Regions from separate parts of the Homo sapiens genome. Here region 2 is linked to region 1. Evidence: read pairs that join two places in POLR2A ChIA-PET (ENCODE). Cell type or tissue: HCT116. All regions are shown on one strand. Each heading gives the region's core, and the rest is flanking DNA. Links, peaks and the distances in the headings are about the cores only. Region 1 overlaps ARHGEF10L (Rho guanine nucleotide exchange factor 10 like). Region 2 has its middle 9.3 kb from the start of CROCC.

What was found. Peaks named below come from ENCODE experiments on the same cell type or tissue, not always from the same donor. Only the 100,000 strongest peaks of a DNase experiment are listed, where the experiment ranks them.
Region 2: POLR2A ChIA-PET joins it to region 1 with 5 read pairs; 3 of 35 experiments call an interaction of 5 or more read pairs at or near these places.

The regions. Positions count from the first base shown.
Region 1 is chr1:17,575,903-17,587,526 of GRCh38, forward strand. It overlaps ARHGEF10L (Rho guanine nucleotide exchange factor 10 like), which reads left to right. Exons shown (of 29, transcript NM_018125.4): 2 at 4,651-4,730; 3 at 11,558-11,624. The coding sequence starts at 4,694. Among named protein-coding and RNA genes, the nearest start is that of ARHGEF10L, 42 kb to the left of the region's middle. RefSeq lists an enhancer at 5,495-6,341. In HCT116, for the core only: no CTCF peak of the experiment used is centred there; no DNase peak of the experiment used is centred there.
Region 2 is chr1:16,907,363-16,917,862 of GRCh38, forward strand. It overlaps a transcript of CROCC not described here. Among named protein-coding and RNA genes, the nearest start is that of CROCC, 9.3 kb to the right of the region's middle. RefSeq lists a silencer at 6,462-7,201. In HCT116, for the core only: CTCF peaks have their summits at 2,648 (motif pointing right) and 8,358; DNase peaks (open chromatin) are centred at 2,639 and 6,639; H3K4me3 peaks cover 1,960 bases; H3K27ac peaks cover 1,339 bases.

The DNA.
Region 1 (11,624 bases), core at 1,632-9,631:
AGGCCAGAGCTTGACAAGCGTGCTTGGGCCAGAACCGATTCCTTGCTTCTCTCTGGGCAGGGCTGGGTGGCCGCTGCCCAGCTCATCCCAGCAGTCCAGCTGCTGCTTCCCCCGCTTCTGCCTGGACCTTGTTAGAGAAAGAGGCCGGCCTTTCCTGTCCTCAAGGCACGACTTGCGCAGCCTTCCAGACTTTCAGGGCCCCCAAGTGTTTTCTTCCTCCAGGCCTCATTCAGGTGGAAGAGGGATGGGGCAGCTTGATGTGTGAGGGGTGGGAGATGGTCTTGGGGGGCCCGGGGTGGGACAGGGGCAGGCAGGAGGAGGGTTTCCTAGTGGGGCCTCTGGGCAGATGGACTTTGAACCCTAGTGGGAGGGGAACTAATAAGCACTGACTAAATTAGCCAAGCCAGGAAGACACCTGCTGTGATGAGCTGGGCAGCTGAGGGCAGAGGGAGGTGCCAATGCCGGGCTGCTCTGGGTGGTCCCGTCGCTGAGCCTAACCTGCTCCGGGCCTCTGGTGGGCACACCCCATAGCCGGGAGCTGGGGCCTCCCCTCTTCCTCCCTTGTCTGAGCACTGCCTCCTCCTCAGCCATTCCACGCAGTAGCAGGAAGGGGAACTGTTCAGTGTCCGCCTGTTCCTTGGGTTTGGTGGTCATTGTTAAAAAGGTGACCTCCAAGAGAAAACAATCTCCTATAACCCCACCACCCAAGCATAGCCTGGATAGGGTCCCCATGGTAACAGAGGCCCCTGTCTACCCAGAGCTTACTCCGTGCAGGGCATGGAGCGTAGAATTCATCACACCCACTGCTGGGTCCTCATTTCATCAGCACAGGACGCTCAGGAAGCAGGTGCTGGTCTTACTCCCACCGCCCCAGTGAGAAAGGAATTCACTGCTGCTGTGGCAAGTGGCAGAGCTGGGATTTGAACCTGAATCATCCCGGCACCAAATCCTATCCTCTAAACGTGGCCTTCGGTGTCACCGCCTGGAGAGTCACCGTGCTGTGGGCAGTGCCCTCCTCCTTTGGACTCAGTTTCCACATCTGTAAAGCAAGAGCAACACTGCCCTCTTGGAGCTACTTTCTGGTTCTGACATGCCATGCTTTTGTATTAGTTCTCTTTTTAAAGATGAGAATGGTTATTGTTTATTTATTTATTTATTTTTGAGACAGTCTTGCTCTGTCGCCTAGGCTGGAGTGGCAGTGGTGTGATCTTGGCTCACTGCAACATCCACCTCCCAGGTTCAAGTGATTCTCCTGCTTCAGCTTCTCGAGTAGCTGGGACTACAGGCATGTGCCACCACGGCTGGCTAATTTTTTGTATTTTTAGTAGAGATGGGGTTTCACCATGTTGGCCAGGCTGGTTTCGAACTCCTGACCTCAAGTGATCTGCCTGCCCCGGCCTCCCAAAGTGCTGGGATTACAGGCATGAGCCACCATGACTGGCCTGAAGTGGGTACTTTTTAATCCCCATTTTGCAGATGAGTAAACTGAGGCCCAGAGATAGGATTAACTCATCCAAGGTCTCATAGCTGCTGAGTGGAACCCAGGTGGTATTGGGGAACCTGAACTCTTTTCTAACCCCGTGAGGATCTGTGGTGGTGGCAGGGGGCTGCTGTGAGCCATCCCCACTCCCTTGTCCACATCCTTCTGAGACTAACAGCCTGTGTGTGCAAAATGGTGGCCACAGGCCTATGGGTATGGGCAGGGCTTGCTGGGCTGCGTCCTCGTCCCGACACTTCAGAGCCCCGCATTAGCCTGTAGCAAACACCTTCCAGATTCCAGCCCCAAAGGCTAGGGAGGCAGTGCGATCAGAGGATTGAGATTAGGCTTTAGGGTCAGTGCTCACTGGCTGGAATCCTAGTGTGGTCACCTTGTCCTCTTGCTTCTGTGACCTGGGGCAAATATTTGCTTCTCTGAGCCTCTGTTTCCTCATCCGTAAGCTGGGGTGTTACGAGAATTAGATAGAATAATGCTAATAAAGTGTCAGGCTCCATACATGTTGGTGTCTCTCTTCCTTTCTAGGGAAAGCCTTGGGCTTTGGAGGGGAGGGCAGGAATCAGTCCCAAAGGGTGAAGAAAGGGGAGGACATTGGACTTTCTGCCCTGGAAGGGAAGGATCCTGGGTTTTGGCCCCAGGGTAGAGTAGCAGCCTCTTTCTGTATCATCATCAAATTGTATTTAAGGAGCAATTTGGACAGGAGGCTGGGCAAAGTGCCTCCCTTTTTCCTTCTGTAAAATGGGTATAGGTCTTTCTGCTGCTTCCCTCCTGGAACTCTTGGGGCAGCAGAGCCCTCAGAGAAAGGCTGAGCAGACCTCAGAGGTTTTGAATGAGCCCACTGGGAGGGGGCCCTGTAGCAGGAGTGCCGTGCAGCTACAGGTTTGTTTTCCAAAATCCTTTGCTGAAGTAAAAGTTTAGTCCTGAGAGTTTTCAGCGTGGGTCTAAAAGGCACAGTCACACGCTTAGCAGAGAGTAACTGGTATCATCAGTCACAGTGAGAAATGCAGGCAGGTGTCAGGGTTCACATCTGTGATCCCAGCACTTGTTGAGGTCAACAAGGGAGGATGGCTTGAGCCCAGGAGTTTGGGACCAGCCTGGGCAACAGAGTAAGACCCTATCTCTAGAAAAAATTTTAAAAAATTAGCCAGGCATGGTGGTGTGTGCCTGTAGTCCCAGCTACTGGGGAGGCTGAGGCGAGAGGATCACTTGACCCAGGAGTTCCAGGCTACAGTGAGCCATGATTGTGCCACTGCACTCCAACCTGGGAAATCGAGACCAAAGCAGCCTCAGTACCTATCGATGGGGGCTATATAAATTATACCCCCACAAAAAACACCTACCTCAAAACAAAACCAAACCTACTATGCAGCTGTTAAAAAAAGTGGGGTTGATTTCTATGTATTAGTACTATTCTGAAATCATCACTGAGATTTAGGTTAAAAAGGCAGTTGCAGCACTGTGAGTGCTGTGTGCTCCTTCTGTATGAAACAAGGCATATCTGCAGATATGCAAGTTGGCCCATGCATGGGAGAGTTCTGGAAGGATTCTTGAGAAGTCAGTAACAGTCATCTCTTCTGGGGGACTGGGGGATTAGGGCAACCAGGGTGGGAGGTTGACTAACTTTTTTTTTTTTAATTTTTTGAGACAGAGTCTTGCTCTGTTTCCCAGACTGGAGTGCGGTGGCACGGTCTTGGCTCACTGCAACCTCCGCCTCCCACGTTCAAGTGATTCTCCTGCCTCAGCCTACTGAGTAGCTGGGATTAAAGGCATGTGCCACCATGCCCAGCTAATTTTTGTATTTTTAGTAGAGATGGAGTTTCACCACGTTGGCCAGGCTGGTCTCGAACTCCTGACCTGAAGTGATCCGCCCACCTCAGCCTCCCAAAGTGCTGAGATACAGGCGTGAGACACTGTGCCCGGCTCGGAGACTAACTTTTCATTGTCTACCTGTTGTATCGTTTGAGTCTTGAAAGGTGCTAGAGTGTAGTAGCTGCTTCTAAGCACAGACTCCAGAGCCCCATGGCCTGGGTTCGAACCCTGGCTCTTCCTAGCTGTGTGATCTTGGGCAAGTTACTTAACCATTCTTGGTCTCATTTTCTCATTTATAATTTGGAATAATAGACGTTAATATTTGTAAAGTGCTTAAAATTATGTCTGAGGTATCGTTGGCAATGCAAGAATGTCTACTGTTACTAATATTGCCATTAACCTGCATTTCATTTTTGTTTAGTAAGCCAGTTTAATAAAAATAAAGCCTTTAGGAATGGAAAGGAAAACAGGAACACAGCCGGTTTGTGGCCTGGGCAGATTAGACCAGGGGGCTGGGTGCTTTCCCTCCAGGGTGCATTCTCTCCTCCACAAGATGTCTAGGAGGACAGCCCCCAGTGCACAATTGAAGGTGACAGTAGGGAGCGGGGGCAGGGTTGGCTCCAGGGCCCAGGAAGCCCACCGGAGGCATCAGCCTTTTGCTTATGTGAGCTCCCACTGTGAGGGGAGGGCGGTGCCACCTTGGGCCAGGAGGAACTGTGCCCCCACGCTGAGCATTTGGGATTCTGTCCCTGTCTTATGCCATTGGCCTCTGGAGCCATTGCTTTCCTCACACCCATGTGCCAAGGCCAGGTTACCTCCTGCCTGCTGGTCAACCCATGGGGCAGGACAGGAAGAGGCAGAGTCAGAGTGGCCTTCAGCAGGGCTACCGGAAGGGACTGACAGGAGTGGGCAGACCTAAGGGAGCCCATGCTTCCTGGGCAGCCAGGAGGAGGAAGTATCCAGCCCCATTTGTGACAGTCAGGTGTGATCTGATTCCTGGAAGGTTGGGGGCTGAGCATGATCCTGGACTCTGGGGCCAGATTTCACCTGTAAGCCAGAGGGGATGAGGACGGACACCCAGCAGGTCCCTGCAGGTCCCTTGGCACTGGCAACAGGAAGGTCTGTGGCTGCAGGGTTTTCTGGGAAGAAGGATTTGGGCTGCACAGCTGCTGATGTTTCTATGGGTTAATGATTTATGAAGGCTGGAGGCTGGGGCCTTTCTGGGGCTGCCCTGTGCTCTGAGAGCCACTGGGCTGAAGCACAGGTTGTGAGCCAGTGACTTGTCTCAGTAGCTGAAACTGCAGCCCTGACTCCAGCTAATGCGATTTCTGGTCTTCTTTCCACAGGTGTGTAGCTGGGACGGTGCTGGTCTGAGCTGGACCTTGTCTGATGGCTTCCTCCAACCCTCCTCCACAGCCTGCCATAGGTACCGTACCCAGGGCTTCCTGTCCCTCTCATCCTTTCTTAGAAGGGGGCCGCTGGGGGCCGGCGGAGGGCCTTGCTCTGGAGCAGCATGGCGCCGGGTGGGAAGTCTGCTCTGCTGGCTGCTGGCCCTGCCTGGGCCGCATCCTCTATCTCACGTTCCTTGTCTACAAAATAGAAGTAACTTTCTGCTCACGGAGGAGGCTCTGAGCAAGGGTCAATCCTTTTCCTGTCTCCCTGAGATCCGCCGGAGAGGTGAACACACGGGGGTCTCAGGCTGAAGCTTATAAATCAGGGGTGAGGAACTGAGGTTGGAGGAGAGGGTTGCGCCATAGGGTCAGGCCGTTGAACAGTGGTAGCATTGCCGCATTTAGTGAAAAAAAGAGAAAGTAAAAGAAAAATACAGCCAGGCATGGTGTCTCATGCCTGTAATCCCAGCACTTTGGGAGGCCGAGGCGGGCAGATCACTTGAGGTCACGAGTTCGGGACCAGCCTGGCCAACATGGTGAAATCCCATCTCTACAAAAATACAAAAATTAGCTGGGTATGGTGTGGCACTTGTAATCTCAGCTACTTGAGAGGCTGAGGCAGGAGAATTGCTTGAACCTGGGAGATGGAGGTTGCAGTGAGCCAAGATCACACCACTGCACTCCAGCCTGGGTGACAGAGCAAGACTGTCTCAAAAAAAAAAAAAAAAAAAAAAAGAAAAGAGAAAAAGAAAAATACATACTTATACTAACAAAATTATTCGTCGTTTATCTGAAATTCAAGTCTGTGTCCTGTATGTTATTTGGCAACCCTGGCACTGGGGCCTCAGACACTGCAGGTGGAATCCAGGCCCCGCCTGGGAGGAAATGGGCCCAGGGCTGTTTCACCCAGGCAGCAGCTTCCTGTCCTCTTGTATCACTATGAGAGAGGCAGAATTGCAGATGGTAATGAGTGAGGGCTTTGTCCTCAGCCCCATCTGAGTTTGAATCCTGACCCTGCCACTTAGACTGTGGGGCTGGTTAAGTGACATGTTGTCTCTGTGGCTTAGTTTCATCATCAGTAAACATGGGGACAATGATACCCTCTCCTGGGCTGTTGCAAGGTTTAAATATATGTCAGGCGTGGGCATGGGGTAATCAATTGCTCACTGACGGGAGTGCTTATCATCGTGGGTGTCAGCAGGACAGACAGCGTGTGCCATGCCCTGCACCCCTGGGAGAGCCAAATGATGCATCTCCTCCTCCCTGAGCCTCGGGGTTCTTCTTGGGCGGGGGGTGGGGAGCAGCACAGCAGACCTGTCTTCCCTGTGGCAATGGGTGGCTTCCTAGGGTCCCTCGCCTCCTGGACTCGCTTGTATTTTCTCACAAGGACCGGGTCTGTCCAGGAACATCAGAGGCATGAGTGACCAGCTCTGGCTGTGCCACCTTTGCAGGCTATTAGGAAGGGCTTCCTTCAGCTCTCAGCTGTGCTGGGATGGGCCTCCTGAGTTTTCCTTCTGATAAGGAGCAATGCCTGATTGCCGGGGGGAGGATAGAAGGCGGCCTTGGAGACAAGCACATCTCACCTCCCAATTCATGACTGGGATTTGGGTCCCAGCATGCCTGGCCTTGCCCCATCCCGCCCCTGCTGCCATGGGCACCTGTTCCCTTTCCTCTCCCCACCAAGAGGCCTGAACCTGAACATGGGGAGTGAGAAAAAAAAATTTATGACTAAGTCAATTCTGTTCTGTTCAGCAAACATTTGACAAATATTTGTTGTTCCAGCTCTTTCTAATATTGCTGGCTAGTATCATCTGGGTGAACCCAGCTCTTTGCCATTTTCTCATTCTCTGAGAGCTTCCCATTACCTTCCCAAATTAAATTCAAATTCCTGAGTAGGGGATTCCCCACGCACCTTGTCAACTGTCTAATGACCTTCATTCCTGCGCGTGTCTTCAGCACCCCCGGGGCACTTGGTGTTTGTTCTCTGTCTTTGCTGTGGCCTCTGCCTGGAATCCACGCTTTAGTTGGAGCTTGTCAGGCCTTTTCTCATCCTTTAAGGCTCAGTGCGAGGGCAGCCTCATCCTCGGAGCCCTTCCTGAAGCCCCAGAGAGCCCCAGCCCCTTCCTCTTGGCACCGTCTCAGTCTCTGAGGTTTTTGGTTTTCTCCTGCTGGCTCTGTCCTGTCAGCCTCACAGTGAGCTCCGGAGGGGAGCTCACAGTCACCCACCCCGAACCCCAGGACTGTGTCTTACCTTTCCTTCCCCCTCCCTGCCCACTGGATGCTGGGAGCTGCTCACTGCATGCATGGATAACTGAAGCTATTTGTACTCTTAAAGGGAGGAGGTGCAGGCCAGGCACAGTGGCTCATGCCTATAATCCTAGCACTTTGAGAAACCTTGCTTGAGCTCCAGAGTTTGAGACCAGTCTGGACAACAGAGTGGAACCCTGTCTCTACAAAAAATGAAAAAAAAAAAAAATAGCTGGGCATGGTGATGCTACCTGGGAGTCTGAAGTAGGAGGATCACTTGAGCCCAGGAGGTTGAGGCTGCAGTGAGCCATGATCGCACCACTGCCCTCCAGCCTGGGTGACAGAGTGAGCTTCATTTAAAAAAAAAAAAAAAAAAAAAGAAGGTGTAGAAATGACCTGAGTCCCTGGACATGGCTGGGGGCAGGGTTGCCTGAGGCCGGGTCTTGCCTGTGAGTTGGAGAGGACTGCCCTTCTCACCCAGCAGCAGGGACTGGGCTATGACAAGGCTGTAATCATAATAATAACAGTGATAATGGTGGTAATAATACGACAGTGATGATGTAACGATGGTGATAATAATAAGCAGAATCATCATCGTCAGAAAAGCTAACATTTGGTGAGCACGCACCCTGCACCAGGTGCTTTATTTATGTTCATTCATTCCCTCCTCCCAACAACCCTGTGAGGTAGTTGCTGTTATTGACCTCATTTTAGAGATCAGGAAACTAGGAGGGGGTCAAATAACCCGACACTCATCCAGCTGGTACCTGGGTGAGCTGGAGTCTGAGCTGAACCCAGGTGGCCCGACTCTAGAACCTTAGTCACTGCAGTGACACCATCCACATATAAAGGGAGACCCCCACCCCCACTCCCTGCCCAGCAGATTCACTTAGGCAAGGACCAGTGGGCACTGAGAGGCTAAGAAAACCCTGTGTAAGTCAGGATGGGCCTGTAGCTGGTACCCCCAAAATAGTGGGTAGGGACTTTGTGGTCATTTATTCCAGTATTTAAACAAATTTTTTTTTGAGACAGGATTTTGCTCTGTTACCCAGGCTGGAGTACAATGGTGTGATCATGGCTCACTGCAGCCTCAAATTCCTGGGCTCAAGCCATTCTCCTGCTACAGCCTCCTGAGTAGCTGAGACTGCCGGCACATACCACCACACCCAGCCGATTTTAAAATTATTAAAAAATTTTTACTTTTGTTTATTTTTTTTTGAGACAGAGTCTCGCTTTGTCACCCAGGCTGGGGTGCAGTGGCACAATCATGGCTCAGTGCAGCCTTGAACTCCTGGGTTCAAGTGATCCCTCCACCTCAGCCTCCCAAGTAGCTGGGACTACAGGTGTATGCTACTACACCTGGCTAATTTTCTCATTTTTAGTAGAGACAAGGTCTCACCATGTTACCTGGGCTGGTCACAAGCTTTTGAGCTGAAGCCATCCTCCTGCCCCAGGCTCCCAAAGTGCTGGGATTACAGGCGTCAGCCACAGCACCCAGCCTATGTTTTAAACTTTGAAAATTACCACCCATAGACATGACAACAGGGGGACAAATGCTTATCACGTGCCTCCTGTATGCTGGACGTTACACTAGATGCTGAGGATGCAACAGCAAACAAAACAGACAAAAATACCTGCCCTCGTGAAGCTTATATTCGAGTAGAGGAGACAGACAGCAACACAAATAGCATATGGCATCATATGCTGACAACAGCCATAGAGAAAGGTAAAGTAGGCAGGGCAAACCGGGAGTCTCAGCAGGTCTCTATGGCAGCGTGCAGTAGAGATGCCGCAGCATGCAGAGAGATGATGCGCAGTAAAGATCTGAAAGAGGGGAGAGCAGGAGAAGATACTCGAAGGAAGAACGTGCTAGGCCCTGGGGCTGCGGGTGCAAAGGTCCTGAGGCAGGAGCATGCCTGGCACATTTGTGGTACAGGAAGGAGATCAGTGTGGCTGGAGTGGAGGGAGCAAGGGATGAGCAGAAGATTCTACGCACATGTGCACGTGTGCGTGCACACACACACACACACACACACCCCTACCCAATGTGTATATGTAACTGAAACAGAAGTGTCAAAACCAATATTGAAATTATACCAAGGTGAATTCATTAGTATCACAATACATTATTTTTTAAACATCTGAAATAATTCAATACCAAATGTATTTTATTTGGTATTATAATATCAAAAAGATACCCCATATGATTTTATTAATATTAGAATACAATGTTTAGAAACATCTGAAACAAAACAAGCTATCAATCCAAACACCAAATACAATGCTGATTGGGAATCCCCTAATTAAACTTATGAGCTACCAGGGGTTGGGAACTGCGTCCGAAAACCACAGATCCAGCTCCCACCCAAGCCCTTTCTGTCAGCGCAGGGCAGAATGTCTGAGGGCTTAGTAGAAGAGTATGGAGGGTGAATGGAGCTGGGTTCCAGTCCATCCCCATCCTCTTAGCTGCTGACTGTGGGCACATTGCTTTGCTTCTGTCTCTGGGGTCTTGGGTAAATGGAGGTGATCCTGAGGCTGGATCAGGAAGCTGCCTGGGGCACAGCTCGGGATCTCTCAGGACTTGCTTCATGACACCTGGGGAAGGAGTTTGCTCTACAGGCCACATCGCTGCCCAGAGTCCACCCCTGCTGACCTGGCCTGTGGGATCCCCAAAGCCCCAGGAGGAGTGGCTGTGTCTCCTCCTCCGTGGCCTCAGAGGAAGTTGGGTACTTCTCATTCTGGGGAGGGAGGGCGTACTCTGGGCTTCCATTGCAGTCGAGCAGCTGAAGAAGGGGTTTCTTACATCTGCCCCCAAAATATTATGCTCTGGGAACCTCCAGGTCATTGTAGGGGAGTGACTGGATTTTTCTAGTCCAAGAGACTGTTGGAATCAGATATGTCCATCTGTCCATCTGTTCATCTGCTGGACCATCTGCCCATCTCTCTGTTCCAGCCACCTCCTCACCCATCACTCATCCATCCATCTAATGTTTATTGAGCATTTGCCAGGGCTGGGTCCGCAGACCCATGGGCTAGAAAATCCTGTTTGTCCTCAAGGATCTGCGGCTGTTGTTGTCATAATCCTTACATATACGGGCACTGTGCCGAGGGCTACTCCTACCCAGTGGTTCTCTGATAGTGGTGATTTTACCCTCCAGGGGGACATATGGCAATGTGTGGAGACATTTTTGGTTGTCACAGCTGGAGGGTCCCCTGGGCCTGTAGGGTGTAGAAGCCAGGGATGCTGCTAATCGTCCTACAGTGCACAGGATAGCCCCCTCTCCACCCACAAAAAGAATTATCCAGTCCCAAGTATCAATTGTACCAAGGCTGAGAAAACCTAAGCTGCAGCTCAGCTGATGTTCATGTCAGCCTTATGGGGAAAGTGCTGTTTTTATTCTCCAGTTTGCAGAGGAAACCAAAATTCAGAGAGGCAAAGTGACTTGCTCAGAACCACACAGCTAGCAGGGAGCTCAGACAGGGCCATGTGAGCGCAGAGCTCATGCCTAAGCTGTGTGTCATGTGCCCACGAGAGGGCTGCTTAGGGCGGTCAGCTTGGCAGATGTTTAAAAACAGAACCAAACTGCCCGTTGGTTTTGCAATGGTTTGCATAAGGTAGGGGATGGAGTTATTGAACTCCTGAAGTTCCATTCAGCCCAGAGTTTAGGAAGGAAGTCTTCTAGGAAGAGGACTGGGGAACCTCCATGTGGTGAAATGGCTGGAAATGGCTTCTCGTGCTCTCTAGGATAGAGAATTCATCCCTTCACTCATGTAACAAAAGCCGCTGAGCTCCTGGTCTGGGCCGGTCCAGGACCAGAGAGTAGAGGGGACAGACAGGTGAGATGTCTGCTCTCAGGGATCCGAGCTTGGTGGGGAGTACAAACAAGGGGCAGGGGCAGAGAAGGAGAGGCCACACCTCCTGTAGTAGGGTAGGCGGGGACAGTCTCTCTGCTTGAGTTGAGCTTTAATGGGAGAGGAGGACAGGAGTTCATAGTCACGAAAGGGGTTCCCCAGGAGGGTAAAAGCAGGGAATGAGGCCTAGCAAGCTGACCTCCATGCTGAGAGCTTGGTGCCTTCCCCTGCCCCAGCCAGTCTGTGCCCTAGTACCTGCAAGCTGGCTGCCTCCAAGTCCAGGCATTCCCAGGCAGCTGTGTTTCATGCTGCTGCACATACCAAATAAAGTGTAGTGGGAAGGATGCGCTGTCTGTGCTCATTTGCACACACAAAGCACACAGACACATCAACACACAAACATACAATAAGCTTGTGCTCACGCATAAACACACATGTAAAAAGACCCCTTGCTCACAAAACAGGGAAACACGAAATAAGAAGAGGAAAGATATACATTGAAGTACTGAGGTGCACAGGCTCGCCCTGGGAGCACACTCCCTTCCCTCCCTCAACTGCCACTTGCTTAGAGACCTAACCCAACCCCCTCCCCCCGGCCTTACCAGCACTGTAGGGCCATGTGGCTTGAGTTTGATGGCTCTCATTCCCTGGCTCAGACCTGAGGTGCTCACCCAGTTCCAGCCATGCCCACCTACCCCAGCCATCTCTCCATTGACCAAACCTCGGAGATCCTGCAGCCTGGCCAACTCCTTCTCTCTTCCAGGAGATCAGCTGGTTCCAGGAGTCCCAGGCCCCTCCTCTGAGGCAGAGGACGACCCAGGAGAGGCGTT
Region 2 (10,500 bases), core at 2,020-10,019, 670 kb before region 1:
TCCACCTTAGTTGGTGCAACTTCATCCTTCCCCTATGCTCAGGACAAAAAACAGTTCTTCTATAGGCTGGTCATTCTCTGGCCCCATACATCCTATTGGTCAGAAAATTATGTTTTTTCTTTGGTTAACTGCAGACTTTGGTCTGCACAGTCTTTTTCTTTCTTGGTCTGAAAACCACCCAGTAGTCCCATATGTAGCTTTTTTGGATAAACCTAGAAATTGACCCTGCTGGTCTTAAAGCTTGAAACTTAATATTTGTTTCGTCTGAGTTCCTTCCTCAGGAAACAACCTTCAGGCCTCTCAAAAAAGCCATCAAAGAACTGAAATTCATCCAGACAATGAGATGCTGGGACCCCTCATTCATCATGATTGCTTCCTTGCTCCTCCCTAGTTCCTGTTTTCTTACACATTGTTACATTTCTTCCCTGCCATATAAACCTCTGGTTTTGTTGGTCAGGGAGATGGATTTGAGACTGAGTTCTCATCTCCCCCACTGCAGCACCCTATTAAAGCGCCTTCCTTGGCAATAATCATCTCGGTGATTGGCTTTCTCTGTGGCAACCAGCAGGAATCCCAGATCTCTGAATTTTGGCAAAGGAGTCTCCTGATAAAGGTGGGATGGATTCTACTGACCAACATCAAAACGATCAGACATTTGAAAGCCTTAATCTCAGGGTCGGGGTTTGGGCCGCCCTTGGGCCTTTTCCTTGGGCCTAACCATTAAAATCAGCCTAGCCAGGTCTGTCTTCCAGGCACAGGGGTAGGGCCAGATACTCCTGATGCTTTTTGACGCTTCTCCCACTGGGTGGGCAACAACCCTCCCCTTCCCTGTGACCTGCAGAGAAGCTTCAGGGGGCGTTTATTCAATTTGCTAGGAGCCTACAAAGCACAGGTACACGGTGACTCTGTGGTTCCCACTGCACCTGCCACTCTCCTTGGTCCCCTCACTGTCTCTGGCAGGCAGTAATGTTCTGGGTGAGCTTGGGTGCTGAAGACACCCAGGCAGGGAGGGTAGGGAAAGGCACCAGCCCCTTAGGTCCTGCGCATTAGGGATCCAAAAAACATCTGAAGAAACAGAAAGGGAGCGTTGGAAGTAGATCAAAGGGAAAGAAAGAAATCCTAGGAGATTTCCTATCTGAAGGCACCATGAAGAGAAAGTCCGCCTCCTCTGGGCCGCGTCCTCCTGTTGCAGGTGAACCGAGTTCCGGTCTCCATTGGAAACCAAAGCAGGTAACTTTGCCCTGACTCCTAGTTAGGAAGCCATGCTTTGTCCTCCCCTGTTTAGCACTTGATCCTGTAGCACTTGATTGTCTCTCCCTGGCTTTCTATGGATTCCAGAGATGCAACTGAGAAGTTTGTTTTTAATGCACTTTTCCTTAAAGTAAGAGTATTTCAGGCCGGGCACGGTGGCTTACACCTGTAATCCCAACACTTTGGGAGGCAGAGGTGGGCATTTTACTTGAGGTCAGGAGTTCGAGACCAGCCTGGCCAACATGGCGAAACTCTGTCTCTACGAAAAATACAAAAATTAGCCAGGTATGTTGGCACCGGCCTGTAGTCCCAGCTACTCGAGAGGCTGAGGCAAGAGAAACCTGTGAACATGGGAAGGGGAAGTTGCAGTGAACTGATATCAAAAAAAAAAAAAGTATCTTTTGGCAAAGGAAATGATTTCTGACAGGTTTTGCACTTAAGACACTCAGGTGTGAGGAAAACATGAAAACCACTATGCTAGGGAAAGCAAATGCTGTTGAGAATGTCTCATAAACACAAATTACATGTCAGCAGGTAGGTTTGACCCTCAGGTTGGGCACATTTTACTTTAAGTTCACTGTCGGTGGAACTTAAGATGAATCTAAGACATTCACGATGTATGTATGTATGTGTGTGGGTGTGTATACATATACATATATGTATACATATATATACACACACACATATATATATATACACACATATATATATGTCTCTCATATATATATGAGAGACAGAGTCTTGCAATCTTGCCCATATTGGTCTCCAACTCTGGGCCTCAAGCGATCCTCCTATCTCCCCATCCCAAAGTGCTGGGACTATAGGCATGCACCACCTCGTCCAGCCCATTTTAATGTTTTTAATTTAAATACACATTCCCAAAATTATATAACAAGTACAGGAAGCCCACTTTCAGCCAGTTTTACAAAAACAAAGTGGCAACATCCTAAAGTACTGAAAGAAATAAAGTTTTCCTAGAATTCTATGTCAAAGTGAAAAATCTTTCAAGAATATGACTGAAATAAGGACATTTAAAAACATATAAAAAATGAAAGAATTCAGCAACCCACACTACAAGAAATGCAAAAGGAGTCCTCCAGGCCTAAAGATAAGGATACCAGACAGAAATCTGGATCTACACAAAGAAATGGAGACTACTGCAAATCGGTATGTACATAGTTAAATATATATGTTCTTATTATTTAAATCTTTTTTAATAATTTATTTATTTTAAATTATTTATGATTTAAGTCTTTTTTTAATAATTAAAAAAAGCAATAATAATGGATTCTGGGATTTATAACATGTCTGAAATCAAGTTACATGACAACACTAGCATAATGGCCAGAAGAGGAGGTATAATGCCACTAGATGGCACTGATAAAGGTGTATTCAGGAAACCCTGAAGCCCTCACTGAAAAGGCAAAAGCAGGGAAAGAAGTCGGGGAGCGGTAGACCAGAAGAAAGAAAGAGTTATAGCTAATAAGCCAACAAAGGAAAGAAAATGGAATGATATAAAAACCATGTAATCATTATGCTGGAACAACTGCTCTTCATGCACTCCAGCCTGGGCGACAGTGAAACCCTGTCTCAAAAAAAAAGCCCACCCCTAGGGCTGGGCATGGTGGCTCACGCCTGTAGTCCTACCACTTGGGGAGGCCAAGGCAGGTTGATCACCTGAGGTCAGGAGTTCAAGACCAGCCTGGCCAACATGGTGAAACCCCGTCTCTACTAAAAATACAAAACAATTAGCCAGGCATGGTGGTGGGTGCCTGTAATCCCAGGTACTCAGGAGGCTGACGTAGGAGAATTGCTAGAACCCTAGGAGGGGAGGTTGCAGTGAGCCGAGGTCATGCCACTGCACTCCAGCCTGGGCAACAGAGCGAGACTCATCTCAAAAAAAAAAATCGTACACTTAAAAGGTCACGGAGGCAAGCAAAAATCACCTGGTGGCTGCAAAGCAGACCATCGAGAGGCAAAACTCTTTATCTGGGGAATTTAGAGGCAATTAGACTTCCTTATTATTTAAAGCAAGAATCTAGTTCCAGGCTTCTTTCCCAAAAATTTATAACTAACTAGAATTTCTGGGGTTTTTTTTTTGTTGTTGTTTGTTTGTTTGTTTGAGACGGAGTCTCACTCTGTTGCCCAGGCTGGAGTGCAGTGGCGCAATCTCGGCTCACTGCTACCTCCGTCTCCCGGGTTCAAGCAATTCTCTGCCTCAGCCTCCCGAGTAGCTGGAATTACAGGTGCCCGCCACCACACCCGGCTAATTTTTGTATTTTTAGTAGAAACGGCGTTTCACCATCTTGGCCAGGCTGGTCCTGAACTCCTGACCTCGTGATCCACCCGACTCGCCCTCCCAAAGTGCTGGGATTACAGGCGTGAGCCACCGTGCCCGGCCAGTAACTAGAATTTCTATACATCTCTGGAATACGTGCTTATCAAAACTTGTGCAACCCTTGCTGACATTAAGGCACCAAAATGTCTACAAATGTAGTATTCTGTGAGCCACCGCACCCGGCCTACAAAATGTTTTTTTAAAAAATTATTGTGTTGGGAGTGAATTATTGGGCTGGTGGCTCATGCCTGTAATCCCAGCACTTCAGGAGGCCGAGATGGGTGGATCACTTGAAGTCAGGAGTTCCAGACCAGCCTGGCCAACATGGTGAAACCCCATCTCTACTAAAAATACAAAAATTAGCTAGGCGTGGTGGCGGGCACCTGTAATCCCAGCTACTTGGGAGGCTGAGGCAAGAGAATTGCTTGAACCCAGGAGGCAGAGGTTGCAGTGAGCCGAGATCGTGCCATTGTACTCCAGCCTGGGTGACAAGAGCCAAAAAAAAAAAAAAAAAAGAAAGAAATCATTATTATTTCTACAATATGGGCTTATCCCTGTATTACTCTTCTGAACTTTTCACTTAATATATCGTAACCATCTCTCCAGTCATTGAATGTTCTTCTATAACATTTGGAATGATATCATAGTATCCCATTATATGAATAACCCATGGTTTATTATACAAGTCCCCTACTGCTGAACGTTTAGGTCTTTCTAACTTTTTGCTATTAAAGTCTGGCATGATAGACTCTGCAAGTTAGCCTTCAGATGCCCAGCAAATCCAGTTAACCAGAGCACTGTCCTCTAAGCCTCCTGGTGAATGTGGTTTTGCTGATGGTGGGCAGAGTCCACCCCAGCCGAGCCGCTGGATTTGGCAGGCACTTGGCCTTAGCAACCTGAGGGTGGTAACTCCAATCAGTTACTTGTTTCCCTGTTACCTGAGTTGCAGATTTAGAGCCCTCTGCAGTGAGCAGGTGAGCACCTGGCATGATTCTTTTCTGGTGAGTGGTCCTGGGGGTCACTGGGCCAGTCACCACCTGGTGACAGGACAGGGTGACCGGTGGGTGGCAGCACTGGGGATTCAAATGACCGCAGCCCGGTCAGGCTGAGCTGAGCAGAGCCAAGGACTCAGCACAGCAAGGAACCTAGGCTCTTCACAGAGAAGGGAGCTGGAGGACCCCCCAAGGAGATGAGTATGTGCCACCCTGCGGCAGGGTCCTGTGGGCTTTGGGAGTGAGAGGGTCAAGGGGAGAGGAGCTGTGTTTGCCACCCCCTGTTAAAAACCTCAAGTGAAGCAGCATGGTAGAGAGGAAAGAGCATGGGATTGGAAGCCATTGAACTTCCTGCTGTGTGTCCTTGGGCAAGTGACTACATGTCTCTGATCCTCAATCTCCCCTTCTATAAAATGGAGATGATCCTAGAACCTGCTTCACGGGAGTGTTCAGAGGGGACTGTAGACAGAGCGGGAACATAGAAGAGGAAGTAGGCGGCAGTGTGGTTCACAGCCAGCGCAGGCTGCCTGCAGGGTGCAGGTACTGTCACCAAGGGAGACCCAAGGTGCCCTGGAGGGAGTGGCAAGGACACAGGCCTGAGCCCAGCCCTGGTGATATGAACACTGGAGTGGGCTTCACAGGGACAGGCAGCATCAGAACTGGACTAGTGAGGTCATGAGCCCACCAGGGCCTGGGTAGGGACATAGCAAGTCTGGGGACTCCAGACAGGGTCACACAGACCTGGGCCATGCTGGGCATCCAGGGACTGGCTGTGCATACTGGCAGATGTCAGTCAGCCCTCCTGCAGTTGGGCCAGGGACACCTCAGGGAAACTGTGACCTTCCTTCCAATCTTGGTAACATCACCCTTCCACCCCAAATCCCAGGGAATGGCCCGAATCTCTCCTGACAAACAGCTCTCAGCCCTGGTCCAGGCCACAGTCTTGCTTGCACCGGGCCGGGTTTCAGAGCCCGAAGGGCACACTGGCAGCCTTTAGTGCAGTGTTTCAGATGTCACAGACAGGTTCCTCTTTGACGAAGATGGAACTTCCACTGCTTCCCTCCTACCACGCAGGAAACACAGAAGCAACCATCAGCCGAGGGCCTGCTGGCCGTTCTCTCTGGGTACTGTGTTTGGAAAAAGCACAAAATCATTAACTTAAACATGCTTTTTCAAACCAAACACATCCCTCTCTTAGCCCTGGAGATTCAGAGCTGCCTCTCCCTTTGAAAATGAATGATCTCGCCCGGGTGCAGTGGCTCACGCCTGTACTCCCAGTACTTTGGGAAGCTGAGGCGGGTGGATCGCGAGGTCAGCAGTTTGAGACCAGCCTGGCCAATATGGTGAAACCCCGTCTCTACTGAAAATACAAAAATTAGCCGAGCGTGGCGGCGGGCGCCTGTAGTCCAAGCTACTCAGGAGGCTGGGGCAGAGGTTGCGTTTAGCCAAGATCATGCCACTGCACTCCAGCCTGGGCAATAGAGCAAGACTCCCTCAAAAAAAAAAAAAAGCATGATTTCATCCAATGCCTTCAATAACAGAAGGAGGTCCAAGTCCAGTGAGAGGGTGGAACGAACATACTGTCACAGTGGAAAGGACACGAGACAGGCGCGCCACCGGGTTGAGTCTCGCGAACAAACTGAGGCCAGAGTGCCTTCCCCAGGGCTGCACGTCAGTCAGGAAAAAAAAAAGCATTCTCTCCGACAGGTCAAATCACCGAAGCCTCGGGATCGTCGCTGGGGGCTGTGACGGGGCTGGCATGAAACGTCCCTCTGTCTGGCTGGGCGATGGGTCAGTGCTCAGGAGTTTCAGGCCTTTAAGGCCCGGCCAGACCGCAGGGGGACTCTGCAGCCGGGTCGGGGTTTCGATCCTGCGCTGCGGCCTTGCAACTGCGAGGACTTGGGGGTCGTGCTTCGTTCGCCTGGTATCCTCGTTCGTGCGTGTAGGAGGCGCCTGGCTTGCCGGGCGGTGCCAGGCGGCAAGAGGGAGGGCGCACGGAGCGTGTCCGCCCAGGGCGGCCCCTGTAAGCGCTGCAGAAGCGCTGCTCCCGGCGCCCGGCCCCGCCCCAGCCTCCGCCCCACTACCGCGCAGCGCAGGCTCCGCCCCCAGTTTTCCCCGCCCCGTGGCGGGGACGCCCCGCCCGGTCCGGCCCGCTCGGCCTCGGCAGCAGCGGCTGCGGCGAAGGCGCGCGAAGGTAGGTGGCCGGGGGCGCGCGCGTGCGCGGGGGCGGGACGGACGCGCTCCCGGCGGAGGAGGCCGCGCGCCTGGGGGCGGGCTGGAGCCACGTACCGGGGCTGGGGGCGCTGTGTGTTCCGCGACTGCCGCGGCCCGGCACCGGAGGCCAGGAGAGCGTTCCCAACAGGCTCCGCGGATGCCCCGCCGCGTCCTGCCGCCCATCCTGCCCGGATTGTCGCGGGCCGGGGGCACGACAGGAGACTGGGGCCTGCAGGGCGCAGCCGTCCCTCCGCCGGCCGGGGTCCCCTCGCTCCGCGGGCGGCCGTGGGAGGCCCTCGCGACGGCCTCTGCCCCCCGCAGATGCCCTCTGCAGCTCCTGCGTGCGGGCCCCGCCCTGCACTGCCCTCCTCGTGTGGGATCCGGTTTCGTCTTCATTGCAGCCCTGCCGAGTCGGAAGCATCTCCATTGTGCGGATGGGGAAACTGAGGCCCAGAGCGCATAGTTGGGCTGGCCACGGAGGCAGGGCCGCCGGATGCTGTGCGGGGATGGGGCCCTGCACCCCTTGCGCCTCTCACCATGCGGCCTCAGGCCTCTGTGCCCGGCAGCGTCTCTGGAGTGGGCATTTTGAACGAGCTCCCTCCTGATTTTCACACAGACTTAAGCCTGACGACCATGCTGGGGCGGATGTCTGCCCCTCTGGTGACCAGGTCACAGCTCCCTTGGGAAGACGATTGACTGGGGAATGGGGACCCTGGGGAGGAGGACTTCAGGGTGCCATCTGTCTGTTTACGCCAGAAAACAGAGATTTCTGTTTTCTTTCGCTGGGCTCACAGCAGGTGCTTAATAAACAGATCTTGTGGCGGGAGCAGACGACAGCGAGGTTCAGGCAAGACTCCAGGAGTCAACCCCTGGATCTCGGAGGCTCCCCACCCGCGCACATTTCCCTGACTTAACCCTCCCCTCCCCAAGTCTTTCAGCCCTTTCCACCCAAGTGGCCCCTGTGGGGGTCACTGCCTGGTTTTCACCCTGATCTTCTGGGATGCGGCAGATGCTGGCTGGATATGTGTTCGCTGGTGTCCTTCCGTGATCCCCGTCTGTGGCTGACACCATCTGTGGCCCAACATGACCCCAGCCAGAGCCAAGGGGAATCATTTCTTTTTCCATTTAACATCCTATGTTATTACTTGGCTCTTAGCATTCATTAATTCATTCAGCAGCTCTTCATGGAGCTTTGGCCTTAGCCCATGCACTGTGGAAGTGACAGTGAGCTAAGCCAACCTGGCACTTTGGGAGGCTGAGGTGGGAGGACCGCTTGAGCCCAGGAGTTGGAGACTAGCCTGGGCAACATCTCATCTCTACAACAAGTAAAAAATTAGCCAGACGTGGTGGCACGCACCTGTGGTCCCAGCTACTCAGGAGGCTGAGGTGGGAGGATCCCTTAAGCCCAGGAGGTCAACGCTGCAGTGAGCCATGATTTTGCCACTGCACTCCAGCCTGGAAAACAGAGCAAGACCTTGTCTCAAAGAAAAAAAAAAAAAAGGAGGAGACAGACAACATACATGTTGGAGAAAATGGAACAGCCACTGGAGGGACCTCTTTAGCTGAGAGTCGGGGTAGCTCCCTCAGAAAGTGATATTTTTGAGCCAAAATCTGGCCGACAAGCGGGAGTCAGCTGTGCAAAAGAAGGGGGAAGTGCGTCCCAGGCAGAGAAAGTGGCAGTGCAAAGGCCCAGAGGTGGGTGCCTGCCTGGTGTTTGAGGAATCAAGAAGGCCATGAGCAGCCAGGTGTGGTGGCTCATGCCTGTAATTCCAGCACTTTGGGAGGCTAAGGTGGGTGGATCACTTGAGGTCAGGAGTTTAAGACCAGCCTGGCCAATACAGTGAAACCTCATCTCTACTAATACAAAAATTAGCTGGGCGTGGTGGTGCATGCCTGTAATCCCAGCTACTCGGGAGGCTGAGGTAGGAGAATTGCTTGAACCCAGGAGGTGGAGGTTGCAGTGAGCTGAGATTGTGCACCACTGCACTCCAGCTCAGGCCTGGGCAACAGATCAAGACTCTGCCTCAAAAAAAAAGGCCATGAGAGAAGGGGAGAGAGGAGATGAGGTGGGAAAAGTGGAGTGGGGCCAGATCTGGTGGGCCCTGTGGGCCATGGAAGGACTTTGAACTTCATTTTAGGTGTGGTAAGGGCTAGTAGAGGGCCTTGGGTAGGGGAGGGGTATGACCTTTACTGTGTGAAACTTGAGTGGGTGAGGGGATGAGCAGGGAAGCATAGAGACCCTCGGGGAGCCATCTCAGCAGTCCAGGCAGTGGCTTATATAATACACATCGGCGTCCTGGGGTGGTGCCAGGTACACAGCAGGCGCTGCAGGATGGAAGTCATTGCTGTTACTGTTTTTGTTTATTTGAGACAGGGTCTTGCTCTGTCACCCAGGCTAGAGTGCAGTGACACAACCACGGCTCATTGCAGCCTCAACCTTCCAGGCTCAAGCAATCCTCCTGCCTCAGCCTCTCAAGGAACTGGGACTACAGGAGGTGCATGCCACCATGCCAGGCCAATTTTTTTTATTTTTTTGGCAGAGATGGAGTCTCACTGTGTTGCCAGGGCTGGTCTCAAACGCCTGGGCTCAGGCAGTCCTCCTACCTTGGCCTCCCAAAGTGTTGGGATCACAGGTGTGAGTCAGTGCACCCGGCTTGCTGTTATTATTTAAAACTCTGGGCTGGGCGCAGTGGCTCATGCCTATAATCCCAGCACTTTGAGAGGCCGAGGCGGGTAGATCACTTGAGGTCAGGAGTTTGAGACCAGCCTGGCCAACATGGTGAAACCCTGTCTCTACTAAAAATACAAAAATAAGCTGGGCGCGGTGGCGCATACCTGTAATCCCAGCTACTCAGGAGGCTGAGGCAGGAGAATTGCTTGAGCCCAGGAGGCGGAGGTTGCAGTCAGCCGAGATCGTGCCATTGCACTCCAGACTGGGTGACAGAGCCAGACTCCATCTCAAAAACAAAACAAAACAAAAAACAAAAACCCTTTGGAATCAGGCACACCTAGGTCGCGGCTGTGACTTGAGCTCTTTGTGGCTGGGTGCATTGGAGCCAATTATTTAACTTCGCTGAGACTTCACGCTGTCATCTGTAAAGTGAGTAGGGTGGTGCCAGGAGTGTTAAAGCAGGTAAGGGACAGATGTAACGTTTTGGGCACAGGGCCTGGCTCGTGGTTGGTTCAATATTTTTGTCATAATTTCTAGTCAGCAGCAGGAGGATAACGAAGGGGTAAGCGGATAAGAGCAGCTGCTATGTTTGAAACGAGTAATCTTTGAGGGGCTTTTTGGCTAGTTCCTGCCGCTAGCCCTGGCAAAAGGCAAGTTTGGAGGGTGGTAGTGGGGAGGGAAGGGTACAAAGGGTGTCTCCTCTGTATTTGGTCACCAAATAATGTCTCAGCATCTAGAACAAGGCACAGGGTTCTAGCTTGGGGACTAGAAAGAGCCAATAATACTCATGATAGTAATGATAACAGTAGTAATAGCCAACACTTACCCGCTGTTGAACTGCAGGTAGTAATTAAGGTAACACTAGCTAATGTGATAGTGAAACCCTGAATTCTCAGAGGCTTAGCGCAATAGAAGTTTATTTCTCATTCATGAAAAGCCCTGTTGGGTGTTTGGCAGGTGGCTTTCTATGTGGCGACCCAGGGACCGAGATCCCTTCTGTCTTGTGGTTGCGGCATCCCCTAGGACCTTGGAGT